2 separate regions of the Homo sapiens genome follow, and region 2 is linked to region 1. Evidence: read pairs that join two places in POLR2A ChIA-PET (ENCODE). Cell type or tissue: PC-3. All regions are shown on one strand. Links, peaks and the distances in the headings refer to the core of each region. The heading gives the core; the rest is flanking DNA. Region 1 overlaps RRP1B (ribosomal RNA processing 1B). Region 2 holds the start of LOC107985502 (a long non-coding RNA gene).

What was found. ChIA-PET counts read pairs that join two places held together with the same protein. Peaks named below come from ENCODE experiments on the same cell type or tissue, not always from the same donor. Only the 100,000 strongest peaks of a DNase experiment are listed, where the experiment ranks them.
Region 2: POLR2A ChIA-PET joins it to region 1 with 7 read pairs; 1 of 35 experiments calls an interaction of 5 or more read pairs at or near these places.

What each region holds. Positions count from the first base shown.
Region 1 is chr21:43,665,426-43,670,801 of GRCh38, forward strand. It overlaps RRP1B (ribosomal RNA processing 1B), which reads left to right. Exons shown (of 16, transcript NM_015056.3): 2 at 4,459-4,541. Among named protein-coding and RNA genes, the nearest start is that of RRP1B, 8.6 kb to the left of the region's middle. In PC-3, for the core only: no CTCF peak of the experiment used is centred there; a DNase peak (open chromatin) is centred at 2,306.
Region 2 is chr21:42,037,544-42,042,919 of GRCh38, forward strand. LOC107985502 (a long non-coding RNA gene) reads left to right here and starts at 3,116. Exons shown (of 2, transcript XR_001755063.3): 1 at 3,116-4,439. RefSeq lists enhancers at 2,449-2,952, 3,459-3,962. In PC-3, for the core only: no CTCF peak of the experiment used is centred there; DNase peaks (open chromatin) are centred at 2,118 and 3,198; H3K27ac peaks cover 2,917 bases.

The DNA of each region.
Region 1 (5,376 bases), core at 62-5,061:
TGTGATTATATCACTTTGATGGTGGTAAGGTTCTTTGCAATAAACGTGTTTTTATTAGTTAGGACTCTTTCAGTTGCAACTTGACAGAACATCTACGCCATGCTAGTTTTATTTTATTTTATTTATTTGTTTATTTTTTGAGATGGAGTCTTGCTCTGTCGCTCAGGCTGGAGTGCAGTGGTGCGATCTTGGCTCACTGAAACCTCCGCCTCCTGGGTTCCAGCGGAACCCTTGGTGCCATTCTCAGGATTAAATGAGCGCGCACTCCTAGTTCCTGTGGGATCTGACTGTTAAAGAGCCTGGCACCTTCCTCCTCCCTTGCTATGTGACATGACAACTCCCCTTCCCCTCCAGCCAAGATGGGACACTCCCTGAGGTCCTCACCAGAAGCAGATGCTGGAGCCATGCTTGTACAGCCTGCAGAGCCTCGAGCCAAATAAACCTCTTAGCGTCAGGTGTTCCTTTATAGCAGCGCAACAGACTAAGACAGTGATGCAACTGGAAGTGCAGGAGCATTAACCAGCTTAAACCCAAAGAGAGGATTTGAAGGACCCAGGTTACTGCATGGGGTCAGGCTCAGGGCACTCCTTGTCCTTGCTGGGCAGCTACATTGGGATTTCCCTCCAAGGCTCTCCACCTTCAAGCAGGGTGTGGAGGGACTCTGTGGTCTGGGTGGGGCTTACCCCACGTGGAGAGGCGGCGGCTTCTGCCAATTCAGCAGAATTCCCTTGGCCACAGGACAGGTTCAAGAAAAGCCAAGTGACCCTCTGCAGGTAAAAATCTTCTTGCTCAGTCCTTAGGAGTTTCTAGCTCTCTCCTTACTGGACTTGAAGAGAACACACAGTTTGTACCTGCTCCCAGCCACCTTGTAACACAGGTGGAGCCTGTCTGAGAATGGAGACAATCTTTGGGGCAGCAGAGGTTGCAGTGGAGAAAAACAAGGTGCTGGCACCAGCAGTTGAGCTCCTGCACAAAGTTGTGCTTCACTTTCCCCCTTAAAACTAGCATGGCTGCCAGGCCTGGTGGCTCACGCCTGTAATCCCAGCACTATGGGAGGCCAAGGTGGGGGGATCATGTGGTCAAGAGACTGAGACCATCCTGGCCAACATGGCGAAACCCCGTCTCTATTAAAAACTACAAAACTTAGCTGGGTGCGGTGGCAGGTGCGTGTAATCCCAGCTACGTGGGAGGCTGAGGCAGGAGAATCGCTTGAACCTGGGCAGCAGAGGTTGCAGTGAGCCGAGATTGCACCACTGCACTCCAGCCTGGGCGACAGAGTGAAACTGTCTCCAAAAAAAAAAAAAAAAAATCCTTAATAGCATGAAATATCCAATCTGTTTAGTTTTTCTCATCAAATGTTTTTTATGAGCAATCCAAATGAGGACCACCCACTGCATTTGGTTAATATGTCTGCCAAGACGCTCTTAAAATCTAACAGTTCTTACCCATCTTTTTCTGTACAGTTTATTTGTTGGGGACATAGGTCATATGCCTTGTAGAGTTTCACATATTTGGGGTTTGTTGACTGCATCCTGTTGTCTCACTTACCATGTTCCTCTGTCCCCTGTATTTCCTATAAACTAATATTAATAGTTAAGATTTGACACAGTTGGGTGTTTTTTTTTTTGACACTTACTTTTGTAAGAATACTTCATAGGTTGGTGCAGCGTTCTTCCTGTTGGCATCACCTCTGGCATCTGATGCGTGATTATTGCCTGTGCATGTTAATGATCGGTCGGTGGGTTTGGGTGTTGATGGTCTGACACATCCACTTTCAAGTTTCTTAATATCGTTTGTTTGTTTGTTTGTTTGTTTGTTTGAGAGACAGAGTTGCTCTGTTGCCCAGGTTGGAGTGCAGTGGCACGATTATAGCTTACTGCAGCCTCAAATTCCTGGGCTCAGGTCATCCTCCCACTTCAGCCACCTGAGTACTTGGGACTACAGGCACATGCCACCATGCTCTGCCAATTTTTTGGTTTTGTTGTTGGTGTGTGTGTGTGTGTGTTTAAGACAGGGTCTTGCTCTGTCGCCCAAGCTCCATGGAGTACAATGTTGTAGAGATTGGGTTTTGCTGTGTTGCCCAGGCTGGTCTCAAACTCCTGAGCTCAAGTGAGCCGCCACGCCTGGGTGATATCTTTTCATCTAATGTTTTAGCAGCTATTTATGATCCTTGCCCAAAGCCTTCAATTCACTGGGGATATATGTGGTCTTTGAACATGATTAAATATAAGTGCAGGTCACTGTGGCCAAGAAAAAAAAAGTTACTGCAATCATGACCGCAGTTGGCTCAGCTCTAGTGGGGTTTATTACTCATACCATACTTACATTATCCACGTGAGGATCCCCAGGCATGACTTGTTCATAACAAGAGGGCAAGAGAACCAGTTGGTACATCTTCTCTCCAACTGTGAAAGGGAATATACTTTAATAAACTAGTTTTATGTTAGTTCCTGATATCCTGGTTTTACATGGAAAACTATCATAAAAGAATCAAAATGCAGGCCGGGTGTGGTGGCTCATGCCAGTATTCCCAGCACTTTGGGAGGCCGAGGCCAGCAGATCACCTGAGGTCAGGAGTTCCGGACCAGCCTGGCCAACATGGTGAAACCTTGTCTCCACTAAAAATACAAAAAATTAGCCAGGCGTGGTGGCACGCGCCTATAATCCCAGCTACTCTTGAGGCTGAGGCAGGAGAATCGCTTGAACCCAGGAGGCAGAGGTTGCAGTGAGCCTAGATTGTGCCACTGCACTCCAGCCTGGGCAACAGAGCAAGACTCTATCTCAAAAAAAAAAAAAAGAATCAAAATGTACCATTATAAAATTGTTGATGGGAGAAAGACCCTTAGCAAAGTGGAAATCAATACCTGTAAATTAAGGTTAACGCACTCTGAATACACTAAACAAACTTTGGTCCATTAAAAGGTCTTTTTGTCACTTTTTTTTTTTTTTTTAAGAGACGGACTCTCGCTCTGTCGCCCAGGCTGGAGTGCAGTGGCGCAATCTCAGCTCACTGCAAAGTGCAAACTCCACCTCCTGGGTTCACACCATTCTACTGCCTCAGCCTCTGGAGTAGCTGGGACTATAGGCGCCCGCCACCATACCCGGCTAATTTTTTTTGTATTTTTAGTAGAGACGGGGTTTCACTGTGTTAGTGAGGATGGTCTTGATCGTCTGACCCCGTGATCCGCCCACCTCAGCCTCCCAAAGTGCTGAGATTACAGGCATGAGCCACCGCGTCTGGCCCTTTTTGTCACTTTTTAAGCATCTTTTGGAGTATTAAGATCACATTGATTCTAAATATTTGTTTGCATTCATCTAGTTTATAGCACTTTGTTGCTCCAAAAGATTTCTCCTAGGATCTCCTAGTAAAATCCTAATAAAGACCATTTGTAACACACATCAAGACTTGAGGATTCTGTTTGTGTTCTAATTTCATGTATCCATAGGCTCGGAAACTCCAAGACTGTACACCTACCTTATCATTTTGTGATTCTTTATGTCAGTCAGCAAATACTTTATGACACCTGGGGTCTACTCAGGAGATTTAAGGCTGAACGAGACTGGTCACTCAATCATAGATCATGAAGGCAGAGGTAGAGCCCTGAGTAGCTAGAGTCAGAACAAAGCCAACCCTGGTGATGCTGCAGTAAATGATCACCGTTACAGGGAGGGTGATTGACAAAGCCAACCTGGTGATGCCACAGTAAATGATCACCGTTGCAGGGAGGGTGATTGACAAAGCCAACCTGGTGATGCCACAGTAAATGATCACCGTTGCAGGGAGGGTGATTGACAAAGCCAACCTGGTGATGCCACAGTAAATGATCACCGTTACAGGGAGGGTGACTGGGAGGCAGCCACTTTTGACCTTATACTAGGATCCTTAAAAGGTAATTTTTGCAAAAATATTCCAAAGCAGCGTCAGTGTCCCCAGGCCCTTTCCTAGGCCTTTGACTTTCAGATGTACTGTTTGGAGCTCCTGTGTCCTCAGCCTGGCTGGTTTTCTGTTCCTCGGAAGTGGGGCTGCCCGTTGCTGGGGCTTCATATGACTTGAGCAGGTCCCCCGCATCTCTTGTAAGATTTGCAGTTTTACTTCACAAGACCAGCGAAAATGTCAGTGTGCAGGATGGCTGCACGTGGTGGGCGGGGAGGGCGTTGATGAGGAGCCGATTTCATAAGTGGCCACTTTGTTCATGAATTTTGTGTTGTGATGACATTTGCTTCCTCACGCTGAGGCCGGGCCACCACTGCCACCCTACCCTGTAGCTGATAAAGCTGCAGGTACAGTAGTAATTTATTTGTGTTTCTTTTATAACAATAAGGAAATGTTTGCTTCAATTTTTTAAAAAGACGTGCAAACGAAAGAGAATTAAAATGTATGTGATACTTCACCACTTTCTAAACTTGAAGAAAAGAGATGCATAGACTCTAAGATGTTTGTATTGTTTTGCCTTCCAGGAGGTTTCAGTCAGGAAGAACTTCTGAAAATCTGGAAGGGGCTCTTCTACTGCATGTGGGTGCAGGATGAACCCCTTCTACAGGTAACATGCGTTCCCTTTGTCATGCTCCCGGGTTCTTGCTGTGGATGGATAAGAGACTTGATCACTCATGCTGTGCCAGTCCCCCGATACACTGACGCACACTGACAGTCATGCTTCAAGGAGTCATTTTCGTACCTCTTGTCCATACAGAAAGGGATGCAGGGTCAACACAGTTAGGTGAATTGTCTTTTCAAATAAAAGGAAAGATGTGCATTCGTTGTCAATTTACTATTTCTCTGTAAAATTTCATAGGTTCCATGCTAGGTTTTACATTACTTAAAGTTTCTCTCTTCTGGTAAGTTTATTTTTTGTGGTCAAGGATGGCATGACAGGAGCACTAACTAGTCAAGACCCTGTGAAACCCAGGAGAGGGCAGCCGCGTCACTGGGCTTCGGGTTCCATGGAGAGCAGCAGTAGCGCTCAGCGAAAGCCTCCCTGTTAAAGCCGAGTGCGCCTGCGCAGTCACCCAAACGCGCAGCAGGCTCGGTCTCTCTGTGCGGGGCCTGCTGAGCCCGCTAAGCCCACCACCAAAGCCAACACTAAAGATGTGACTTTCACTTTTTAAAAGCTTTGTTCTGACCCATGAAAGTAGATCCGATCTGCCTCTGTAGAGGGAGAGCAGGCTTGTCCAACCCACAGCCACATGTGGCCCAGGATGGCTTTGAATGCAGCCCAACACAAATTCGGAAACTTTCTTAGGACCTTATGAGATTTTTTTTTTTAAGCTCTTCACTATTACTAGTGTTAGTGTATACTGTGTGTGGCCCAAGACAGTTCTTCCAGTGTGACCCAGGGAAGGCAAAAGACTGGACACCCCTGAGGTAGAGGAACCAGC
Region 2 (5,376 bases), core at 168-5,167, 1.6 Mb before region 1:
GTAACCCGGAACTTTAAGTAAAATAAAAAAAATTAAATTAAAAAAGAAAAGAAAATATTGGGCTAAGTAAAAGAAACAGATACAGAAGACCCAAAATTGTATGGCTCAATTTACATGACACGTCCAGAATATGCAAATTCGTGGAAACAGAAAGCAGATAAGTGGTTGCTTAGGGCGCAGGGTGAAAAGGAGATTAGGAGGATTGAGGAAGTGACAGCTAAAGGGGCTTCTTTTTGGGGGTGATGAAAATGTTATAAAATGGACGGCGGGGATGGTCACACAACTCCATGCTAAAAAGTGAATTGTACACTTTAAATGGGTGAATTGAATAGCATGTGCGGTATATCGCAATAAAGCCATTACAACAGAAAGAATCAAGGAACAAACAAAAGTGGCAGGGTTGGGAGGACGGGTCTGGAGGTAGCAGGGAGGGTCACAGTCCCCAGGGCCCAACTGGGAGCTCTCCTGTTCCCCGGAAGACATGCTGCCACGGCCCCTCCCACCAGTTGTCACTTAATCTCAGGAAGAGTCTGCCACAAATGCCCCGTTGCGACGGCTCTTCCCAGCAGAAGGGGAGAAAAAGAGGCCCGAGTCCCCGGGAGCTGATCAAAGGTCTGAGCTGTGCTGGCAGTGACCATTGTGCAACTGAACAAATGCGTGGCAGGAATATAAACAGACTCCACCTTTCAGCATCGAGCTTGGTTAGGAACATGGCTTGACAGCCAGCTTCGTCTTCCTAAGCCGATGTTAAACTCCATCCATCACTTTCATTCTTTGCATGAATCTTGTTCTTTCTATTTGGAGCCATGTACTCTGGGTCTTAGAGAATGGAAACAGGCCCGAAAGCCTGTCAGATGCACTTAGGATAAATGAGAAGTCATTCCTTTCGCCATGGCGTTAGGAAGATGACGGTGACCCTGCCGGTAGAGATGGCCTTCCAGAGTGTATTGCCTGAATCCTGCCTATATCCAAGCTGGTGAACCCTGGCTGCCTGCCGGCTGAATGATGGGGTCGTTCTCAATTCCACCCAGCTCCTAGCTTGCTGTTCTTTTCCTTCCCATTGGCCTGTGGCTCTCCCTTCCTTGGGTCCCCGGCCCCTGCCCTCAGCCCCACAATCCCGGAGCTGCATTCAAGCCCCTCACGGCCTTCTACACTCTGACGTCTTGAGAACAAGCACACAAATGACTGTTCATTCTGTGGTAGACTGAATAAAGGCCCCCCAAGATGTCTGCATCCTCATCCCCAGATATGTGACCCCAGAAGGCAAAGGCACTTGGGAGAGGTGACTAAGTGAAGGATCTTGAGCTGGAGAGATTTTCCTGGATATCCAGGTGGGCCCCAAATGTCATCACAAGGGTCCAAGCAGGGAAAGAAGGAGGGCAGGAGGGTCATTGAAGGAAGTGGAGATCAGAGCTGGAGAGAAGTTTGAAGAGGCTGGCTGCCCTCTGGCCTTGAAGATGGAGGAGGGGCCACGAGCCAAGGGATGCAGGCAGCGTCTAGGAGCCAAAAAAGCAGGAAATGGATCCTCCCCTGAAACTCCAAAAGGAACACGGCGCTGCTGACACCTTGATTTTAGACTTCTGACATCGGGAACTGCAGGGTAACATGTTATTCTGCCTGGGCTGCTGTAACAAAACACCATAGACTGGGCAGTTTATAAACAACAGATGTTCATTTCTCACAGTTCTGGAGGCTGGGAAGTCTGAGATCAAGGCGCTGGCAGATTTAATGTCTGGCGAGGGCCACTTCCTGGTTTATAGCTGGCATCTTCTCACTGTGTCCCCACATGGTGGAGGGGGTGAAAAGTCTCTTTCTAGGGTCCCTTTTATAAGGGCATTAATGCCGTTCATGAGAGCCTCATCCCTATGAACTAATCACCTCCCAAAGGCTCCATCTCCTAATACCAGCACCTTGGGGGTTAAGATTTCAACACGTGAATTTGGGTGGGACACACTCAGTCTGTAGCAGGTAATAAGCATATGTCCTGCAAGCCCTTGAGCTTGTGTGCTTTGTTACAGCAGTGACGGGAAACTGACACATGGGTTTTACCCTTGGCAAAGGCAGGGAAACAGGCAAGGTTTCACAAGAAAGGAAGCTGTAAGATCCCGAAAGTCACTAGTTCTGGAGGACACTGTCCTTCCCACAGTATCAACAGACCCAGGTCTGTTTTCCACGGTTCTTCTCTGACTCTCTGGTTGAAACTTATCCAGGGAGTTTCCCAATTCTTGTGTGTGTGGGGGGGTCATCTTGCCCAACCCTGGCCAGGTTGGAGCTTGGGCCAGGTGCCCTGGGCTGGCTGCAGGGCGGCTGCTGGGGGTGTCCTGGCCACTAGTTCTGATGGAGCTCCAGCCTCTCCTCACCTGTCATGAGCAGGTGAGGAGACCTGCCCACATGACCTGCCCCTCCCCATCCTGAGACGCTGGATGCCCACGTTTTCTTTTTGCCGCCATTTCGGAGTCTGCTGGGGAGGAGGGCGAATGCCGTGGCCCCCCTTGTCAGGCGGCCCTGCTTATCTCTGCAAGTTGTCTCTGGATGTCTCACAGGAGCCTTCACAACTCCAGGCCCTGGAGGTTGGCCGAGCCCTTGAAACTTCCCCAGCAGCCCTGGGGCCTCATTGCTGGGTTTCAGCCTGCCGCACTGTTCCCTGGGGCTCTGGCGCTGAGAGGCCCCTCCCTCTGAGGGGCTCAGTTGCTTGGAGTCTGTTCAGCAGCTGGAAGAGGAGGCGGTGCTTCTTCACTGAGGCTCTCTGCCTCACGTGCTTTGCCATCTATGTTCTGAGTTGATGTCTTGACAAAGACCCCCTCCTTGGTCGTGAGTGACAGAGCAGGGGCCAAGCTCCCTGTGTCTGGTGACCTTGAGCCCCTTCTGCCATGCCCAGCGGGCTTCTGTCCCTTTTGCTTCCAAGTCCCTGTTTTCCACGATGGTAGCTTTGAGCTCTCCACTCCTTTGAAACCCCGACCCTAATGATGCCGGAGGGAGCCCTCCATGCTCAGAGGACCAGCTGCAGCCACCTCTTCAAATTCCTTTTGACTCATTCTTGCGTCATCACTGGATGCGTGGTTGAGTCCTTGCTTGGTAGCAGGGGCTAGGGATTCTGTGGTTATTCCGGCCCACTAGGAGTTTACAGTGTCATGGAGACTACCAAATACAGAACTATGCAAACATCTAATTCCATTGTGATGAGGGGTATGATGAGAAGGTTCAGGGCAGCGCGGCAGGGCCCATATGGTTTCAGGGCCAGTGAGGCCATCCATGAGTGTGATGTTTAGGCTGAGAGTAGACACCTGAGTGGCAGGGAATGGACTGTGTCTGTGTGTGTGCAGATGTGTATGTGCTTTTGCTTACCACAGGGCAGGACGCCACATTCCAGATACGTTTGAAAGGACGTCCGACTGCTCGTTCACTTATCTGTCTGGGAACTGCTCCTGGAGCACCACAATGCCAGGCCCAGGCTGGGGCATGAAGCAGTGTGGACTGAAATGGGGAGTGGACGCCAGCGAGTGGTCACTGCCTTCTCTCTGGAGGGAAGGAAGGTAGCAGCTTGGGCAAGAGCGATGGCCAGGAGAGCAGGGAGGCTGAATGGAGAAAGAACGGAGAATGATCAGAAGGTCCTGGGTGCCCCAGGGCCAGAGGCTGATTGAAAGTGCTGGAAGAGGCACAGGGCAGGCCCCAGGGGCCTCTAGTCTCCAGCATGAACAACTGGGAGACCTTGGGGTCCCTTGAAGGAGAGAGGCAGGCACAGAGAAGTGAGTTGTGGGGTCAAGGGGCTGTGAGCTCCTATTCCCGCTTCTCCTGGGGTGAGTGATGGTGGGGAAGCAGGGAGTGCAGCAGAAAGAAGGAGGGGCGCCTCAGAGAACCCCATGTGACTGTTCTGTGGCCCTGATACGACTGTTCTGTGGCTCTGATGTGACTGCTCTGTGGCTCTGATGTGACTCTTCTGTGGCTCTTATGTGTCTGTTCTGTGGCTCTGAAGTGACTCTTCTGCAGCTCCAATGCAACTCTTCTGTGGCCCTGATGTGACTGTTCTGCGGCTCTGATGCGACTGCTCTGTGGCCCCGATATGACTATTCTGCGGCCCTGATGCCACTCTTCTGCAGCTCTATGAGACTGTTCTGCAGCTCTATGAGACTCTTCTGCAGCTCTATGAGACTGTTCTCCAGCTCTATGAGACTGTTCTGTGGCTCTGATGTGACTCTTCTGCAGCTCTGATGTAACTGTTCCGTGGCCCTGATCGACTGTTCTGTGGCACCCACATTCTTCAGAGCCACACTCAGATGGAAGCTTTGCTGTGTGCAGGGGATGAAACCAACTGTCATTCATCCTGCTGGAGGCCAGGATGTCTGCCACACCCCCCGGGGCTGCCCCCTGCCTGTCTTTCCTGAAGACGTTCTCTCTCTGGCCCTGTTCCCAGGGCAGGCTGAAGGACAAAGGACAGGAAGGTAAGGTCCCAGGAGTGACCCCCAGTGTGGAGGATGAGAGTTGTTGGATAAATGTCCCAGCTCCCTCCTCCCTCCATGGGGCAGTTCTGGGGCATGTTCTGCTCAGACCTCAATGCAGTCCCAGTGGGATGAACCGAAGTTCCCTCTGGCAGGGATCCTCTCTCTAGGGTACCTGCACTCCTGCCTTCACTGTGCTTCCTGAGATCACCCCCAAAATCAACTGCTTGCCCCCAAATCTTTGTCATAGGGTTTTCAAGAGAGGGACGTGAAGCAAAGACACTCATGAAAGTTCTTTGTATGTACTATGATTGGCTCTGTCAGTTTAATGGAAAAGTTGGTAATGGTGCATTATTATTATTATTATTATTATTATTTTGAGACAGGGTCTTACTCTGTCACCCACGCTGGAGTGCAGTGGCACAGTATCAGCTCACTGCAACCTCGACCTCCCGGGCCCAAGCAATCCTCCCATCTCAGCCTCCCAAGTAGCTGGGACTACCGGCACATGCCACCACACCTGGCTAATTTTTTTGTACAGACGAGATTTTGCCATGTTTCCCAGGCTGGTCTCAAACTCCTGAGCTCAAGTGATCCACCTGCCCTGGCTTCCCAAAGTGCTGGGATTACAGGTGTGAGCCACTCCACCGGCTGCATAATTTTTTTTAATGAGAAAATATCTTAGGAATAATGCTTGGTGAAACATTTTATTGAGTCATAAAGGTTCTAATTTACTTATTTGGAGCTAGATTTTTCTGACATTTAAAAGCTTGTGTCTCAATTAATTTGCCGTGTAAAAACAACACGTGGCTGCACACTGCCGTCCCACCCAGGTTAGGTATGAGGAGGAGGAGGGGAGCAATCCCGCAGGCATGGATTTGGGGGCGGGGTGACCTTCCTAACATGTTTTAACTTACACCGTGGAGGCACCTTCAGCTGT